Linked DNA regions of Homo sapiens: region 2 is linked to region 1. Evidence: chromatin loops called from intact Hi-C (ENCODE). Cell type or tissue: prostate gland. All regions are shown on one strand. Links, peaks and the distances in the headings refer to the core of each region. The heading gives the core; the rest is flanking DNA.

Region 1 (8,802 bases), core at 579-8,578:
CCTGTCCATGAATAGTGGCATCTAATCTATTTCATGACTATTATCATTAATCTAAAGATACACTGATGAAAAGACCAATTACTGCTGACATTTCTGCAAGTTGGAACTCTGTATATTCACCAGAGGACTTAACTGAAGACTGACACCAGGAATTTGAGGATGGATTCTAGCAGAGATATTCTAGGAACCAGGACCTTTAATCTGATCACATTTAAAACCCGTTTCAAACATGCTAGTTAAATTATGTCAAGTCTCTGGGGAGATATCTCTGGAATCTGAACATTCTCTGGGGATTGTTGTTTGACAGGTGGAGCAGGTGAGACTCATACAGCATGTGAAGTCATTAAGGTACAATTATGACAAGCTTGACTTGATCCTTTCTGATTTGCCTGCCAGCCTTGACAGCTCCAAACAGTTGGTGGGGACCTGAAGACACCACTTCTCTGGTTCCTTACAGCACAAACAGGGAATATATTCTGCTTCCTTTGGCTAGAGCTACATGAAAGAAATTTTTGCTGAGAAAGTGTAGAAAGCCCTTAGGTTGATGGTTAAGTTAGAAACTTTGGCCCTATTATCAGTGACTCCCTAGGTGTACACAATGAGTATAACAGTTTTTTGTTGTTGTTGTTTGTTTTTTGTTTTTACCTTAGTCTTCTTCCTCTTCATTTTTTTAACTCCTTTTTAAACCTGTGCTTTAATTGCAGGTAGACATTTTCTCATTCTGACAGGCAACTCCTTACTTTAGCCCTCATTTGACGTGTGGCTAAAATTGTGTCTGTGCTTTGGAATGCAGGACTTTGGCATGTCTGCAGCAGCTTGAGTGACATAGATTAAGGGACATTCTTCTTTTTTTGAGATGAGTCTCGCTCTGTCACCAGGCTGGAGTGCAGTGGTATGATCTTGGCTCATTTCAACCTTCACCTCCTGAGTTCAATTGATTCTCCTGCCTCAGTCTGCTGAGTAGCTGGGACTACAGGCATGCATCACCACGCCCAGCTAATTTTTGTATTTTTAGTAGATACCGGGTTTCACCGTGTTGGCGAGCATGGTCTCGATCTCTTGACCTCGTGATCTGCCCGCCTGGGCCTCCCAAAGTGCTGGGATTACAGGCATGAGCCACCATACCTGGCCGGGCCATTCTTTATTTGTGGGGATGTGTATATTTCTTTTATGCATTACTAAGCCCTTTCAGCTTATGGTCTAGCTCTCAAGCCATATCCATGTTGGTGAGAAAGTTTAAAACACACAGTAATTCTTGGGTAGGCAACATAATATTGCAGACAACCAGTACTGAACACCAGAGTCATGGAGGCTCCATCATATACTAGCTATGTGATTCTGAGCAAGTAGTTTTTCTTTGAAGCTTCAGTTTACCTATCTGCTGAAATGTGAAAAGTGGCTAATTAAACCTACCTCATAGAGTTGTCGTAAGTGAAATGACATGGGGTTGGACATATTTGCTTTCTAAAGAAACGTGATGTTATTTCAGCAATACCAGGGTAATGAATATTGTGTAGGCAAAAACAATCCTGTACAATATTGCAGACTTCAGCCTAGTTTTTGTGCAAGCTGCTTTCTGAATTAAAGGAATTAAAAACCAGGGAAAGAGTTGATCCTAATCCTTCTAACCGCCTTCCATGTGAATTGAACACACTTAATGTCTGTATTACTTATTGGATGCGGTAGACAAAGAAGGAAACATTTCAACCAGCCATCTACCTGTCCGAAAGCCCAGCCTTTCCTTTAGGACAACATCTCTTCCTTTCATTGCCTCCATCAGGATGGTTGTAGTTGATGGTGGATATAATAGATGTGACCTTATTTGACCATGGCTGGCTCTCCACCAAAGGGCATCCAAATAAATAAGCATGAAGCCTGTTGCTCCTAACCCACTCTGCTGGGACCAGGCGCAGCCCGCTAGTGTATTTTCCTTGTACAGTCTGGAGGAACCCAGCCTCTATCCCTGCTTCATCAGAAACTGGAGTCTTATTTTCTATTGGCTATTTACTCTCAAGACTTAGAAATAGGGACCTATATTGACTCACTTCTTATTTAGATTACTGAGTAAAAGTATAATAATTCTTTAATAATTCTGGGAACTGAAGCTTTCTGGAGTCAGCATTCACTGGCCCAGTGCAAAGTAACTGCTTTTTTATCCTACTATTGCACTTGAGAGGCAACTTGAAGTTTCCTTTCCTTTACTCAGTCACTTTTCAAGGGGAAATAGGAATAATCAGAATTTTAAGATATTCTGTATGCAGTATAGGTGCATTTTAAATAATATTTATTAAAAGACATGGAGTTACTTTTGCTTATCATGCAACTTATTACTGAATTTTTCTTTTTTGTCTGTGTTGAAAAGAAAAAGGTGGAAGAAAAAGACTTATGTAGGCTTCCTATTAAAAGGCACCTAGACTGAATAGAAGATTCCCTTTTATTTTTTTTTCTACTTGCAAAGCCAAGAGTCAGAGCCATGGAATCAGAGAATTCAAGTTCTTTATAGTTCAAGCAGAATGAAGCAGGGAATGGACAGAAATAGGTCATATTGTGATCGCAAAACTAGGACAATGAGGAGTTTCTTGGAGGATTCAAGCTCTGATGGATTCTTACTTTGGGGCAGAGCATTTCAGAAAATTCAGAAGCCAAGAGATATAGTATATGGCAGCCTCTAAAATATTTTAAAAACGCTTACTAGTCTGCATATTCTTTTCTTGTAAAAAGAAGTTAAAAGATGCGTTTTCTTTAATCACTTGTCAAGACAGTGGCTTTCTCCAGGATTATAAGACAGTGGATTAAATGTATCTTTCCCATTGCTTGTGGCCCTTGAATGATTTTCAGACATCATTGACTCCACACATGTTTAAAACGGAGTCAGCAGCAGCAACCCTTTCAGTAGCTGAAAGCTCCGGGTCCCATCCACTGGGTCTGCAAGTAAGTAGCCATTTGGCAGTGACTCTGAGGAAGTCACTTAACCCAAGAGAGTTCTCACCAATAAAACAAGGGGGATAGTTTGCCTCTTTAACTTCTAAAACGAGTATGGTATTCTCACTTTGGAGTGCAGTTTCAAGGTAATCTTGGAATTCTTGAACTGTTGCTCTTGATCTAAACAGTTACAAAAAGATGGAGAGAGAAGAGGCAGAAATTTCCATGAGTCCCTGTGTCTACCTTTCTTTTTCTCTTTCCAACAAGAGGATAGGGTGGTGCCCATGAAGGCTATGATTTTCAGCCTTGCAGACAGCTCTGGGAGTTGTTTGGGCCCCAGTTCCTGTCTTGTTCCTGCTGCTCATCCATTTAGGATTTGAGTATCTCTCTCATTCCTTTTTCTTCTCAGTTCTGCCTGGACATTAAGTGCTTTTGACTCCCATACCTTACCCACTCTTGCCCTCCTGCTTCCAAATGCAACTCCCTACCTCCTGTCAACTCCTGCACTCTGAACACGAAATCATACTTAGCTAGTTGCCAGATTATTTGATTAAAGCAGTAGAAGCTAGGGTGACAAACGATGCTATACTTCAGGGATATTTGCATTTTTAACATCTGGTCCTCCTGAAAGGGATCTCCAGTTGGTGAAATATACACAGGAGATAAGAATAACTGAAATGCTTTTGTTCTATATAAAAGGCTTCATATTGATCATTGAGTTTTCTGTAATCATCGTACAAGGTAAATGAACTAAGTAGTGATATCCTCTGGGTATTTTATTTTATTTTACAGCTGAACCTCAGGGATTAATCAGAAATTGTTCAGGGTTATCTGCCTAGAAAGTAACAGAGAAAGAACTTGCACTCAAGTCTTCCCATCCAATGCTCTGGCTTCTGTAAGAGCCACTACTTCCCAAGTGCCACCTTACGAGGCACGTGACAGCCGTGTGTATAGGGGACATAATGACTTTAGAAGTTGACTGCTAAGTTAGATGTAATTCAAATCCATGTGCCCTCAGGTTTGCAGCCATAAAACATCGATTACCACCTTTTTGGCTTTCCACATATTTTAAAAAGTGGATTCATTGAAGACAGAGGTGATGAATTGTGTGGCATAGAGAAGTGGGGATATTTTTTAACTGTGACTTCAGCTGTTGTCCACCTGGGGAGGGAGGTGGGGTGATGTGACAGTGGGGTAAAGCACTAGGCCACCATCGACTTTGAGGCTTTAAAAGACTGTTTAAATTACCAGATTATAAATAATTACTTAAAAACCTTCAAACAATAAAGAAGAATATGAAATAAAATATACTATCTTTCTCTTTCACTATTCTAATCCCTCTTCTTTTATTTTTGAGTGTGTAATCATCCAGACTTTTTTTTTTTCAATACCATACAAAAATTGGTGCTATAGTTTCAGCATGCCTCTTTTGCTAGGTATTACATGTGGGGGTGCTATGGTCCACTCCAAACCTCATGTTGAAATTTGATCCTAATGTTGGAGGTGAGGCTTAATAGGAAACCTTTGGGTCATGGGGGTGGGTCCTTCTTGAAAAGATTAATGCCCTCCCTCCGAGATGAGTGAGTGTTTGCTCTGTTTGTTTCTAGGAGAGCTGGCTGTTAAAAAGAGCCTGGCATCTCCCCTTTTGCTCTCTTGCTTCCTCTCCTGCCACGTGATCTCTGCACATGCTGACTTCCCTTCCCCTTCCATAGTAAGTAGAAGCAGCCTGAGGCCCTCACCTGATACAGATGCCAACACCATGCTTCTTGTACAGCCTGCAGAACACTGAGCCAAATAAACTTCTTTCCTTTATAAATTACCCAGCCTCAGGTAGGCTGTTAATTAAGTTTATATTCTGCTAGTCACGTGGAATATGTACATCTTTTTATAGAATTTTTTTTTTCTCTTTGTGAAGACACACTACTGTGAAGGTGTAGTTCCTATCCTTGTCCCAAATTTTTAAAAACTATTTGTGTTCCACTTAGCTTTTATTTAATAAGAGCTCTTTATTTTTAGGGAAAAACCCCAAAACCGAAAACAAACAAAAAAACCCTCTCTCCAGTTCTAGCTTGTTAGCTTTTTCCAAACCTTTGGGAGCTTGCCTTACCAATCAATGAGTCAGAAACCTTGACAGTTTCTGCAGTAAGAAACTGTCGGGGAGGAATGAAGTTTGCACACTGGGTGATACCAGAGGAAGATTTGACCTGTGCTTAGTACACTTCAGCTTTATTTGAATGTTTTTCACAGTCATTAGAAATCAGGCAAGTTTTTAAAGTCAAACATTAAAATGACTACATTTTTAAAGTGAAGGTTGCAACACTTAGCATGAGAAGAAAGCTAACAGACAAACCCAAAAACAGTTGAAATGTAGTGGAAAGAGAACTGAAGCAAAAACATTCTCTTCCTAGAGATTGTTTAAGACCTTCAGATGCACTAAACATTGAAAGATGATAATGTGCCCATCTATGTAAGTCAAAACAAAATGAGACCTTTTTGAAATATTACAAAACTCCATGTATGTTGAAACTAAAATAGTGTGTTTCTAGATTTTATGATTGCAGAATTTGGCATTAATCCATGGAAGCTGCCCTATCCCCCTCTCTGCTTTATTCATGTCCTAACAGTTTGTCTGCCTGTTGGAGAATCTAGCAGAGCTATCTGTGTGCCCTCTGCCTTTTAACTCTGAGCAAGACATTTTCATTGTCTTGTCCTTGGCTTCCTCAGCGGTACAATGAAAGATAGTTTATACGTTAAATTTCAGGATGCTTTCAGGAACATGATTTTATAAATAGCTCTGTGAGGTTGGGGAGAAGGAGCAAAGTCAGAGAGTTTAAGTGTTTTGCCCAGGGTCCCAAGACAAACAGAAGTACAACTCAGGTCTTCATGTTCTGAGTGTAGTTCCTTCAGCTGTATTGCGTGGGTTTTGAGTTTTTAATAAACTCTAAGGGCATTGTGTTGGGTGATGGACAAAAATATGCAAATAAATGGAGTACTTTATTGCTTCATTATTATTTATTTGGGTAAATATTCATTTGAATGTTGCTATTATGCCTACAAAATGTGTAATTGTTTTATTTTTTAGAATATTAGCACTTTGGAAGGAAAGGCTTTAAATATCTGATAAACACAACAAATATTGAATAATGTGAAGTATTTTAATGAGTTCACATTGACTTTAGTTTGCAAATTATGGTAATGGAGTAAAGGAAGGGATTTCTTGTTAGGGAAATTGACAGGAGTAAAGGGTGTGTGTGTGTGTGTGTGTGTGTGTGTGTGTGTGTGTGAGAGAGAGAGAGAGAGAAACATTTACAGCTTTTCAGATGTTATTTAATGCTATACACAGTTGTTTAAATGTTAAGAAAATAAAACCTGTAATGAAATACTTTATCATGTCAGATAAAATATATAATTAGGAGGGCTGTTTGAGATAAATTTCAGCCTATCTTTAAGATGTGGTAGATCAAGAGTAATTTAACATGATTTAGCGCTGCTATTGCACAGTTAAGTATTGTCTGTGGTTGAATAGATAATGAAATGCAGTGCATATAAGGTATGTTTTATTTCTTCTTTTTTTTTTTTCAAAATGAGAGTTTCATGAAAACCTCTCTGAGGTATTAAAAGTCCTTTTCTGATCTGAATAAATATTTTCTCTTCAGGCAGGTCATATATTATAGTTTGTTTAACAAAATAAAGGCTTGTGGCAGAAGCACATGAAATGCAGATAATGGTAAAATGACACTAAACATAGCCCCTCAGGGCAGGTGTGGAGTGTTATTTTAGCAGTAAACCCCTTCTTATTAAAGTGTCTGTCATGGGTGTTTTGGAAGCAGCTGACCTTCTTTCTTACAAAGTGGCTATAAAACCACATCCTGACTTCTTTTCCTTTATCATGGACTTAGATACTCCAGAACTGAGGTACTAACCTTCTTGTCTTTGGCTTTGTGAATGTCCTAACACAATGTAGTCTAAAGTAAATGAAAAACTGAATTGGAACTCAGATTTTCTTGTTTTTTAAACGGAATTTTCTGGCCTATGTTCTTGATACCCACTCATTTAGAAAAGTTGTTGACTAAAAATAGTTTTGGCATATAATCATGGGGATTTGTAAGTGGAAAAATAATACATTAAACAGTAATACATATATAAAGTACTAAAGCTGGGATAAATTAACTTGACTAAAGGGCCATGATGTTTTCTTAAGATAGCCTTTTTCAGTTTAGGGTTCCTTATCAAATCCTTCTGCTTCTTATCTATCTACTCCCCTCAATTATATCTCACACATGTTAGCTACAAGAGCCATCATTTTCCTGAAGCAGCTCTTCCATCATGGTGCTAACCTGATCATTAAAGGAAAAAGCAGGTAGGGAGGGGGCTCCTGAAGTGCCCAAGTTTAAAGTTCATGGTCTTCATTTTGACATTTAGGGCTTGTGCTTTGTTCACCCTGTGTATGAGCTTCCTCCAGTTGAACTATACTGGGTCACTGATTCTTTCTCAGACAGTTCTTGCACTTTCCCACATCTGTGTTTTTACTTCCTCTGCTCCATCTGGATTTCGGGCCAAAAAGATTCCAGTTAATCATTAGAATTGTTTCTGTCTTCTGTGATCCACCTCAGATGAGAGCATAATAACATGGTGGGTAAGAGCCTAGGCATTGGAATTAAATACACTTAAGTTGGAATTATAGCTCTACCACATATGAATAAGAACATAAGCCAAATACCTTAATTAACCAAGCTTGTCTAACCTGCCTTATTTTGTTGTTGTTGTTCTGTTTTGTTTTGTTTTAGGCTTTTAGCAGCTTGAAGACATGGTTTTTGGGTTCTGTCTCTAGTGATAAGCAGAAGAGAGGGTTGAGGAAGGGGCTTTACTGGCCCAACCAGAAACAGAAACTAAAAACCCATGACTGTATTCTCTCCCTTGGGTACCCTTAAAACTCAGTTTTACCATCCATAAAATGGAGATAATGATACCCACCGAATTTATTGTGAGAATAAAATAAAATAATGTATTTAAGGCATACATGATCACAATATCTGGCAATTGGTAGGCACTTAGTAAGATACTATTTATTGCCTTCTATTCCATAGAGTTCCTCCATTTTCTTTCTCCTACACAGCAATTAGTCCCTGCTCTGTGTCCTCATAGCCCTTTGTTTCCTTGCTTTATAGTATTTGCTATGTTATGTTAGTATTTTCCCTCCCTTAAGTTCCTTGAAGTTGATCTCTGCTAGGTATTTCATAAATGTTGGCTGAATTAAATTGAGTTGCAGAACCAGTGTACTTAACAACAGTGGGGTTTAAGTGATCTCAGCGTTAAAAAACTAGAAATTTTAGATAATTGATGGCTCCAAGGTCAAGCCAAGAACCCAAGCACCATATTTTTATGTATAAAAACTGGACAGCAAGCTGAAAATCAGCAGAATAGAAGGCCAGATACTTATAAGTCCTACCCAAATGACTGGGGAGGAATGAAGAGGTCAAATAGCTGCCTTAGGTCATTCAACTGCTTTGCAATTCCACATGTGGAATCATGTTAATGGTATTTGGGCTTCAGCACCATTGGTCTGATCCTTTGTAAAGTTACAAATATTTATTATAATAGTGATTCCTGTGTGTTTCAGATTCTCCTTAAGTCATATTAGTAATTTAATTCTCTGACTTACCCTGGAATCATTGAAATTCTAGTATAAGAGAGTCAAGGATTCAAGTAAAGCAGCAGCTGGCCCCGGGACCTGGGACCAAGAGGGAGGTTTAGTAAGTCATCAGTGTCTGTCCAGCTGTCTCTCTGCACCTTGCCTTCTTCTCTTCTCTATACAAGTGTGTTTTCTCTCAGAATCCCCTTATTTGGTGGAGAATTTGAAGCTGCAAGTCCTGTAACATA
Region 2 (8,802 bases), core at 277-8,276, 560 kb after region 1:
AATGCCACTTTCAGCCATCCTTGATCGTTTTAGAAGTATATGTATGTAATCTCAAGCAAGTGATATTCTAATTACAGATCAGTCTTACTTATTCATTAGAGCAAATCTCCCGAGGACTTTACCAGGAAATACTTAACTGATTTTGAATCGTTGGATGTAATTTAAAGTAATAAAGCGGCATTTATTTTTAAATACTCTGTGATTCTGACTAATTTCCGGCTGTCCTCACCTCTATCTGTTCAAATTAGGTTTCGTTTGGCTACATTTTAAAAGGTAGATTACCAAAAATATAGGTGATTGGACCTTTTAAATATCAGAAAAATTGCTGAAATAGAGAAAAGTGAAAAAGAAGGTCTATGTTCTCAAATAATACTAAGCTAAGAAAGAATAAGACTGAAACACTTGCCTTATAATTATACTCAAAGTGAGTCATGGATTGCTTTAAAGAGAATAAAATTGATTTAATTATTTTTCATTAGAATGCTTTAGTCATTCTTCCTGAAAATCTACATGAGTATTAGCCTTTAACATAAGCACAGAATGTTGAAGACATGTAGCCCTTCACCCACCCACCTGCAGCCCCCAGCTTCCCAGAGGGACCAAAAATTACTGTAGCCATTAGAGGAAAATGTCAGAACCAAAGACTTTCCTCTGGGGAAAACCTATAACCGATATATAGATTCACAGCTCTTTGTCTGCAATTCTACAATCCCAAAAGCTCTGAGAACTTAAAGGGTTTGGAGTATGTTAGTGGCAAACTAATTTGGTGGCAAAACCTGTTCAAAACTGTTTTGAGGCTCTTTCTACTCTTTATTTCTCTCATTTAGTGTGAATATCCATATGTTTCACTGCAGAAACACTGGTATTTTTGATTATGGGATACTACGGCCAGCACCAATTTCTGTGAGGGGGAGGAGTATTTTACATAATGTGAAAGATATGTGCTGCATGTCCTTGCTAAAACTGCACAATTTTAAATTCTGAGATGCATCTGCTCCCGCGGATTTGGAGTCCAGTACCTTTTCAATAGCATCTGTTATTCTTTCTCTTTCTCCTCCTCTCCTCTCCCACCTCAGTCTCTTCCTTTCCCCCAACCCAGGTAGGAAAGGAAGACCTGGGAGAGATTGGGTTGGGAGGAACACCTTAAGGCAAGGTGATGACTTGGGGACCACAGTGGCCACAGAAATGCCTAAATTAACTCCCCCTCCCCCCCCCCACCAACCATCTTTGTCCTGCTTCATCTGTACCCTTTAGGTGCATCGTTTTCTTTTAAAGATGTCTGTGTTTTCTCGAGTTCCCGTATACCAACGTGTGTGCACTGGTCCTGACGGTGGGGAGGGGCTTCTGTGTCGCCGCAGGTGTGAGGAGGACATCAATGAGTGCGAACGAGAGGAGTGTGAGAACGGAGGCTCCTGCGTGAACGTGTTCGGCTCCTTCCTCTGCAACTGCACGCCGGGCTACGTGGGCCAGTACTGCGGGCTGCGCCCCGTGGTGGTACCCAATATCCAGGCTGGCCACTCCTACGTGGGGAAGGAGGAGCTCATCGGCATCGCCGTGGTCCTCTTCGTCATCTTCATCCTGGTGGTTCTCTTCATAGTCTTCCGCAAGAAGGTCTTCCGCAAGAACTACTCCCGCAACAACATCACGCTAGTGCAGGACCCGGCCACCGCCGCCCTGCTTAACAAGAGCAATGGCATCCCGTTCCGGAACCTGCGCGGCAGTGGGGACGGCCGCAACGTCTACCAGGAGGTGGGGCCCCCGCAGGTCCCCGTGCGCCCCATGGCCTACACACCCTGCTTCCAGAGTGACTCCAGGAGCAACCTGGATAAGATCGTGGACGGGCTGGGAGGCGAGCACCAGGAAATGACCACGTTTCACCCTGAGTCGCCCCGCATCCTGACAGCCCGGCGGGGCGTGGTCGTGTGCAGTGTGGCCCCCAACCTCCCCGCCGTGTCACCCTGCCGCTCCGACTGCGACTCCATCCGGAAGAATGGCTGGGACGCGGGAACTGAGAGTGAGTAGGAAGTGGTAATGCTCACCCCTCGGTGCTTACAGGGAACCTGCAGGGGCGCTGTGCGAGGACGCTACGGGAAGGGAGAGAGACCCCGCATGCAGAGCATTCGCTATGACATGTGCTGATGTCGAATGTGCACACCAGCTCTGGAAAATTGTCCTGGTTCTGGTTCCCATTTACAGATGGGAGAAATGAAGCTCAGAGAGGGTAACATCATGAGCCCAAGGTGAGGCAGCTAGTAAGAGGCAGTCAGTACCCCAACTCAAGTCTTCCAGGCTCCAAAACCCATCCTCTTCTCACAATAGCGGGCCACTGGTCAAAGTGCAAAAGAAAAGAAGAAAGTATACTAGTTATTGTGTATAAATTATAATAGTGTGTGTGTGTCTGGGCCTATGTACAAAGTGCAAAAAGCCACTTGAGTGATGTCCAGAAGTGTGCTCTGGAAGGCTGGAAGAAGAGAGTATTTCCAGTCTTAGAATGAAGACTTGAGAGAAGCAGAGGGACACTTCAATTGGACCATGATGAGTTAAAGAGTCTGGGGAAAGGAGGATATTCCACCGTAGGGGGACCCATGTGATCAGAAGAAAAGCAAGTCATTTCTTCTTGGCTGGAATGTAGAGACCATGAAACAAGAGGGGGATCCACAAGGCAGAAAGGTGGTCTGGGCCAGATGGAGGTGTTTGCCTCTTCACTTGGCCTCACACAGCAACATTCTAGGCACAGGGAAGAGCCACAGGTGCAAAAGTCCTGGGGTGGGAAGGAGCTTGGTGTGTAGAAGAACACAGAGGAGGTCGGTGCAGTTGGAGCTTGCTGAGCACCAGAGAACGGATACATTTTAACAGCAGCACTATTGCAGGTTTTTAAGTAAGTGACTGGCATGATAATTTACATTTTTTAAAGCTGGCTCTGGCTGATCCTAGGAGAAGAAATTGAACAGGCTTTCTTCCCAAAAAGGGAAGAAAGCAGAGGGCCAGTAAGGTACTCTCTGTGAACATCTCTGTGAGAGATTGTTTTCCCTGCTGTAGTGTCCATCACAAGGAGACTAAAGGAAGCTTTGCTGTAACCTATAACTTCATCAGGACAAATGGCTTTGTATCGCAGTAGCAGCTGTGTCCTAGGTAGCCTAGAAGGCTATGGTTATAGCACTGTGGCATATGCTGAGGGAGAAGGAGGAAACAGGAAGTTTTCAGATGGAGCTAGAGACCATGGGCAGCCAGGGAGATAAAGGTTTTCTTCATGGAGGAAGGGGATATTCCTACTGATATCTTTAAGCATGAGTAAGATTTCAGTAGGACACTTTGGAGATGCCCTCCCAGGAACAGGAAGCAGCTCAGTGTAGAGGACAAGTAAAGGGTTACCCGAGAGATGTCTGGCTCTGTTGTTCAGGTGAGAGGTCAAGGTTAGAAGTGAAAGTTTGAACAACATCTGCATGTAGGATGGTGGACTCTGTAGGAGGGTGAACTCACCAAGGGAACAAGAACAGAGAGGATGGTCAAACCAGGCCTCCAAAAGAACCCTGGAGATGACTACATGTGGGCTTTGGGCAGAAGGGGAGAAGCCAGGCAAGGAGACAAACACTTGCCAACAAAGAAAGAGGAGGGAAAAGGAGAGGACCCTTGTGCAGAAGCCAAGAGAATGTCAGTAAGGTCATCAGTGTTGAATGCTGTGAAACCGCCAAGGAGGACACAGGCTAAAATAGATGTATAGTGAGCCTGATGACGAGAGGAGTCAGCATCTCAAGAGCTTCTCAGTAGAGCCATCAAGGCAGAAGCCAGAATGCAAGGGTTGAGAACCAAGAGGTTTGATGAGAAAGTCAGGGCAGCAGGTGAATGTGAAGCACACTGCTGTGTGTTGCATCATCTCCTTAAACCATCATAGTGCCCCCATGTTGGTACCATTACCAGGCCATCATTCCACGGAGGAAAAAACTCCCTTCAATGGGTGAAATACGCACCTGAAGGCACCTAACTAGCAAAAGGAGAAGTTAGGATTAAAACCTGTGCTCTTACCAGCACTGTTCTTGGGAGCTTTGGCAGGAAGGAGGGTGAGCGGTATTAGAGGAAGAGGATTTCTTGGTGATAACAGAGGGCCAAGAATGAATTCTTTCTATTCTAGTGCTGCCCCAACTTGCTATCTGCTGATTGTCTTTCTGTAGACACATGTATTTTAAGCAGTTGCCCTTGAATTTCAGCCATAAATATACTCCCTCTCAAATTATCTGTTGAGTTAGACTCCACTATAATCTTGCCAATCCACTAGCTAATAGGCTCTTTTTTATTTAGCAATAAAAAAGGGGGGAGTTAATAAATGAAGGAGTGGAGAAAGGAGTTTTATGCTCAGCACTTCATTCACCAGAGTGGATTATTTGTCATTTCCTTCCTTGTGTTCAGGGCTAAGCTTGTGCACACCTTGTGGTTTTCTGAAGCTCATCGTCATATTTTCTGCAACATGGCTGTTAGGAGGTGAATGTCTCCCTGGCATATCTCTCCACTTACATCGGTCGTTTAGCCAACTCCTGTGGCCTCAGCCTCTGACAGCAGATGCAGAGCCACCATGCCTGTTCCTGACACCACCCTTTTTGGAAGAAACGTGATTTCTGTGGCCACGGAGAGGAACAAATGTTCCTTTAATCACAAGTCTGTATCTCTTTGTACCATTGCGTTACATGATGATTTGCAGCTCTTCCTGGTGATCACTGCCCTCACTCCTTGCTGATGTGACAGCTTTATTTCCAGAATTCACCTCAGGCCAAAACTCACATTTCCCCCCAAAGTATTGTTGGGTTGTATTGAATACATTTCCTTCTTTGTTAAGCAAGGCAGAGTTAGCTGGTGAGACAATTTCTGGGCTACTAATTCATTTTGCACTTGGCAACCTCAAGATATAGGCTGTTTTTATTGCTTCCTTTAGTCCATCAAATAAGAAAGTAGCCCTGGTGTGTGTGTGTGTGTGTGTGTGCACGCATGTGCATCTGTGTGTTTCTGACTGTCTTTGTACGGTAAAGAAGGAGGACATATGTGGTTAAGGGCATATCCACACCACTGCCAGCCCTCCTACCTGACACAGGGTGCAGAACATGGTCACTCCCAAAAATGATACAATGCTGCCCTCTAGGAGGCAAAGCTGAAAATTCCACTTACTGTCCAGAGATGGAAGTTAGGATAAATGTAAAGGCATTCTTGCCTATAAAATATTTATACCCCATTTTAAAAGTTATCTCATTTAACCTGGTGTTGACACCTCATCAGTTCATGTAAATGATGTAAATTAACTCTGAATGGCAAAGAGCAATGCAGCCACTTCATCCTCATTTCACTCTTCACTCAGTTGCTTCACTTCGAGGAAGAAACAGCCACTTTTGGCTGTCAGCTGTTTGGAAGCTCATTTACTATGGGCTAAGGGTTTCGAATCCATAATGTAAATCACTTGATTGACAGAACTTTGCCCCCAGTGGCACAGTCAATTTTCTACTGTGGAGCTAAATTATTTTCTCTAAGCAAATGAAAGTGCCTCGAGAAGTGAACTAGCTGAGAGGGGTGGGTGGGACTGGAAATAGGCACAAGGTAACCAGTGTAATTTCTGCTTTCTCTTTCACTGTCCATGAAGACAAAGGGGTTGATGACCCGGGAGAAGTGACCTGCTTTGCAGGTAGTAATAAAGGCAGCAACTCTGAAGTTCAGTCCCTCAGCTCCTTCCAGTCAGATTCTGGTGACGACAATGGTAAGAAGTCATCAGATTTGTTCGGAGCGGGTGGGTTCTGCTTCCTGTTCTGGAAGACCATGGTTGGGAGGAGGGTGGTGCAACTGGCTTTGTTTCTCAACCTGTTCATGGGCTTTTGAGCGTGTTCACCAGGTCCCTGGTTTACTCCATTGTTGGGTGTCATTGCCAAAGGAGCCCCCATTGAGCTGTAGCTGTGAGCAGGCCCAGAGATCTGTATCAGGGGTTGATGTAGTTACCCTGGGCCTCCAGTAGTGAGTCCTCTTTTATTTGGTTTGTGGTGGAACTACTTCATCCCAAATGATATTCTCTAGCAGACAGAGTAATTTCTTTCTTTTTTTATTTTACCAATGATCTCTTCCCTCTTCACTGTACATCCAACATCCCCGTCATTAGAAATTAGTTCAGAGACAAAAACCTTCTTATAGAACCAGTGGAATCTTCATTCAATTGAATCCCCCTTGTAATCATTTGGGTTATGGGCTGTTGGAGAATTTATTAAAAACTGTGAAGCAGCTCCTTAGAAAAATGCACATACACCCAAAATGTTGCATGCAATTTCTCGTGGTTCACAGACTTTGTTGACACTCCAAAGCTGCTACCTCTACCTCTTGTGAACTTATGCTTATGGAGAGGGTGCTAATGTTGGACTGGGTTTTCTGAGCTGAGGAACCAGCTTCGGAGGATGGGTTGTTCTCCCCAGGGCAGGGGAGGGAAGCAGGAACAGTCATAAAACAGTGAGTGTTTTCAACGTGCTGGGTAAACTAAGAATAATTTCAAACAGTCATCCACAGAGACAAGCAGCCTTACCTTAGGTCATTTTCCCATTTGTCAGCAACTAGCAACAAATGGATACTTATTAATTTATGTAATCATTCAATCTATAAATCCTTGCTGAATTTTTTGCATGTGCTGAGTCCTTTTCCCAGAGTACAAAATGAGAAAGGCATAGCCCTTGTCTTCAAGGCAAATACAGAAACAGGTGAGCTCCAAGACCATAGAAGCAATCATGGAAGTAAAAGAGCCTATTTTCATCACCACTTTCAAATGATGGCACTTCTGAGAAGTGCAGATGCCTTCAGTGTATCTATCTACTGGGACAACAAATCACCTAACAGTGGACTTTTTCTGACCATTATCGGAAGGTCAAAGACACACTCCCAGATCTGTCTGCCTTGATGTATCCTCTTTTCCTCCTCCCTAGCCAGAAGAAAAGCTGTGGCTAGTTTGCACTTTATATAGAAATACCTAAGAATATAGAGTCCAGAGTCCAGGCAGCAGCTCCAACAATGATGCCTGGTTAACTGTTCTCATGGGCTCTGCTGTGTGCACCCTGAGGATCACACTCTTGCCCTTTTAGGGTTAACCTTCCAAGTTGGTCCCAAATGAGGCAGGTGGTGTTAGGAACTTTCATCAAATTGGTTTTAAGCCTGATCACCTCTCCACAAGCCTTTGTACTGAGCATTAAGGCAACCCATATAGACCACAGATATCTCCTTCTCTATTCTAATTATTCGAGAGGCCAAATGCTGACTTCTGTCCACACTTTACTGGTGGGAGCTAGGCCTTGGGTCGTTCTGGGCTGTCAGTGGCATTATGTGACCGTGAAGCCATCAACCCTGCAAAGGTTATCCTCTATCACTGGCATTTGGTTCAGAGCAGCATGACTGACCAACAAATAATTATCCCCGGAAATAGTGAGGTCTTCCTCTGAGAGCCTTTGGGAGTTGTTAACGATAAATTAGCAAGAGCTTGATGAGCCACTGCCTTCCTAAATTGATTTTGCTGAGTCATGAGGGGTGACTTTATGACTCAGCAATCATGACCTATCCTGCCTTTCAGGAGGACTGGCATTGGATTTGCTGCCATTTATCTTCCATTCCACAAATCCCGGGACCCTCTAGATAAAGGTGTCCACTGATACACTTCCTAACAGATTGTGGGGAGGCTTTGGGTGTTTGCATGCCGCACCTTCATTGTTGCTGTTGTTGTTGTTGTTAAAATAAGGTGTGTTTAAAATATACAACTAACCTGAAGCTGTCCTTCCCCTACCTCCGACTTCTTTTCCTGACCACAAGCCTCCATAGTGACTGTCATTCAGCTTGTCAACAATGTAGTTGACACTATAGAGAATGAAGGTATTTACTTTTTTTCTTCCATAGCATTTCTTGAAATTTTGCTTCCTTGTTACTTTGGACTAGGAGTGATTTTAATGGATTGGCCACAGAGGGGGCAATAAACAGCTGGTTTCTGATGAGATGTGGGATATTTATGGATCTGTTTTAAAATTTTGAAAAAAAAAAAACCCAGTTCATAATTTGTAAAAAATATATAAGGTACCCTCTTTATAAAATCCCTTTCAAGAAAAGAGCACCCAATTAGTTGCAATCCAGATTAATACTAAATTTATCTTTATATTCAACATGTGTTCATTGAGCACCTATTATGAGCTGGGAATCCTTAAGAAATCATTCACAGCTGCAATATTATGGATACTTATTTCAACCACGTAACTTTTATTAGTAACTTAATAAAATTAGGGCCTGGCATAAATGTGATTTATCTGTTTTGTTTTGCTTTGTTTTTTCCCTAAATAACAATGGGAAGAAATAAAAAAGGCTAAACTTAGTCGTAGCCCACAGGCCTTTAGGAGTATGTTTTTAAAAGTCATCTCAAATGTTCTGTTTTATCCCTCTTCACATGGTTTGGACTGTCAGTTTTACTTTTCACTTTGTATTTAAACAGTGTCTGTCATGGACCAAGGACAGAACTACAACCGAGGTGACTGTGCCGCAACCCTAGCATAACTTTTTGTGTGTTTGTTTTGAATTGCTGAGTTCATTCTTACCCTGTTCCTGTGCCTCTGCCCTGATCTGAATTTTGCATGTCTCAGGTGTCTCGTGCGCTCAGTATTGGAGGTGAAAGCTCCACCAGCATTCCCCTCCTAGCCTCATCCTCTGTGCGTGTGTTTCACCCATTTGCCTGCACGCCTTCCTGCCTCCTGTGGTCCACAGCACAGCTGATGGACCTCTCTGCAAGCATGTTGCCAGTCTGGCTCTGCAATAGCATGT

What was found. Peaks named below come from ENCODE experiments on the same cell type or tissue, not always from the same donor. Only the 100,000 strongest peaks of a DNase experiment are listed, where the experiment ranks them.
Region 2: it touches region 1 in a loop (2.6-fold over the local background); 4 of 110 quality-filtered maps call a loop at or near these places.

The regions. Positions count from the first base shown.
Region 1 is chr11:92,324,799-92,333,600 of GRCh38, forward strand. All of the region lies in intron 1 of FAT3 (FAT atypical cadherin 3), which reads left to right. Among named protein-coding and RNA genes, the nearest start is that of FAT3, 100 kb to the left of the region's middle. In prostate gland, for the core only: no CTCF peak of the experiment used is centred there; a DNase peak (open chromatin) is centred at 5,063.
Region 2 is chr11:92,881,380-92,890,181 of GRCh38, forward strand. FAT3 (FAT atypical cadherin 3) reads left to right here. Exons shown (of 28, transcript NM_001367949.2): 24 at 1,359-2,014; 25 at 5,621-5,734; 26 at 7,810-7,869; 27 at 8,477-8,512. Among named protein-coding and RNA genes, the nearest start is that of LINC02746, 30 kb to the right of the region's middle. RefSeq lists a silencer at 4,984-5,278 and an enhancer at 7,105-8,304. In prostate gland, for the core only: a CTCF peak has its summit at 5,124; DNase peaks (open chromatin) are centred at 4,080 and 5,102.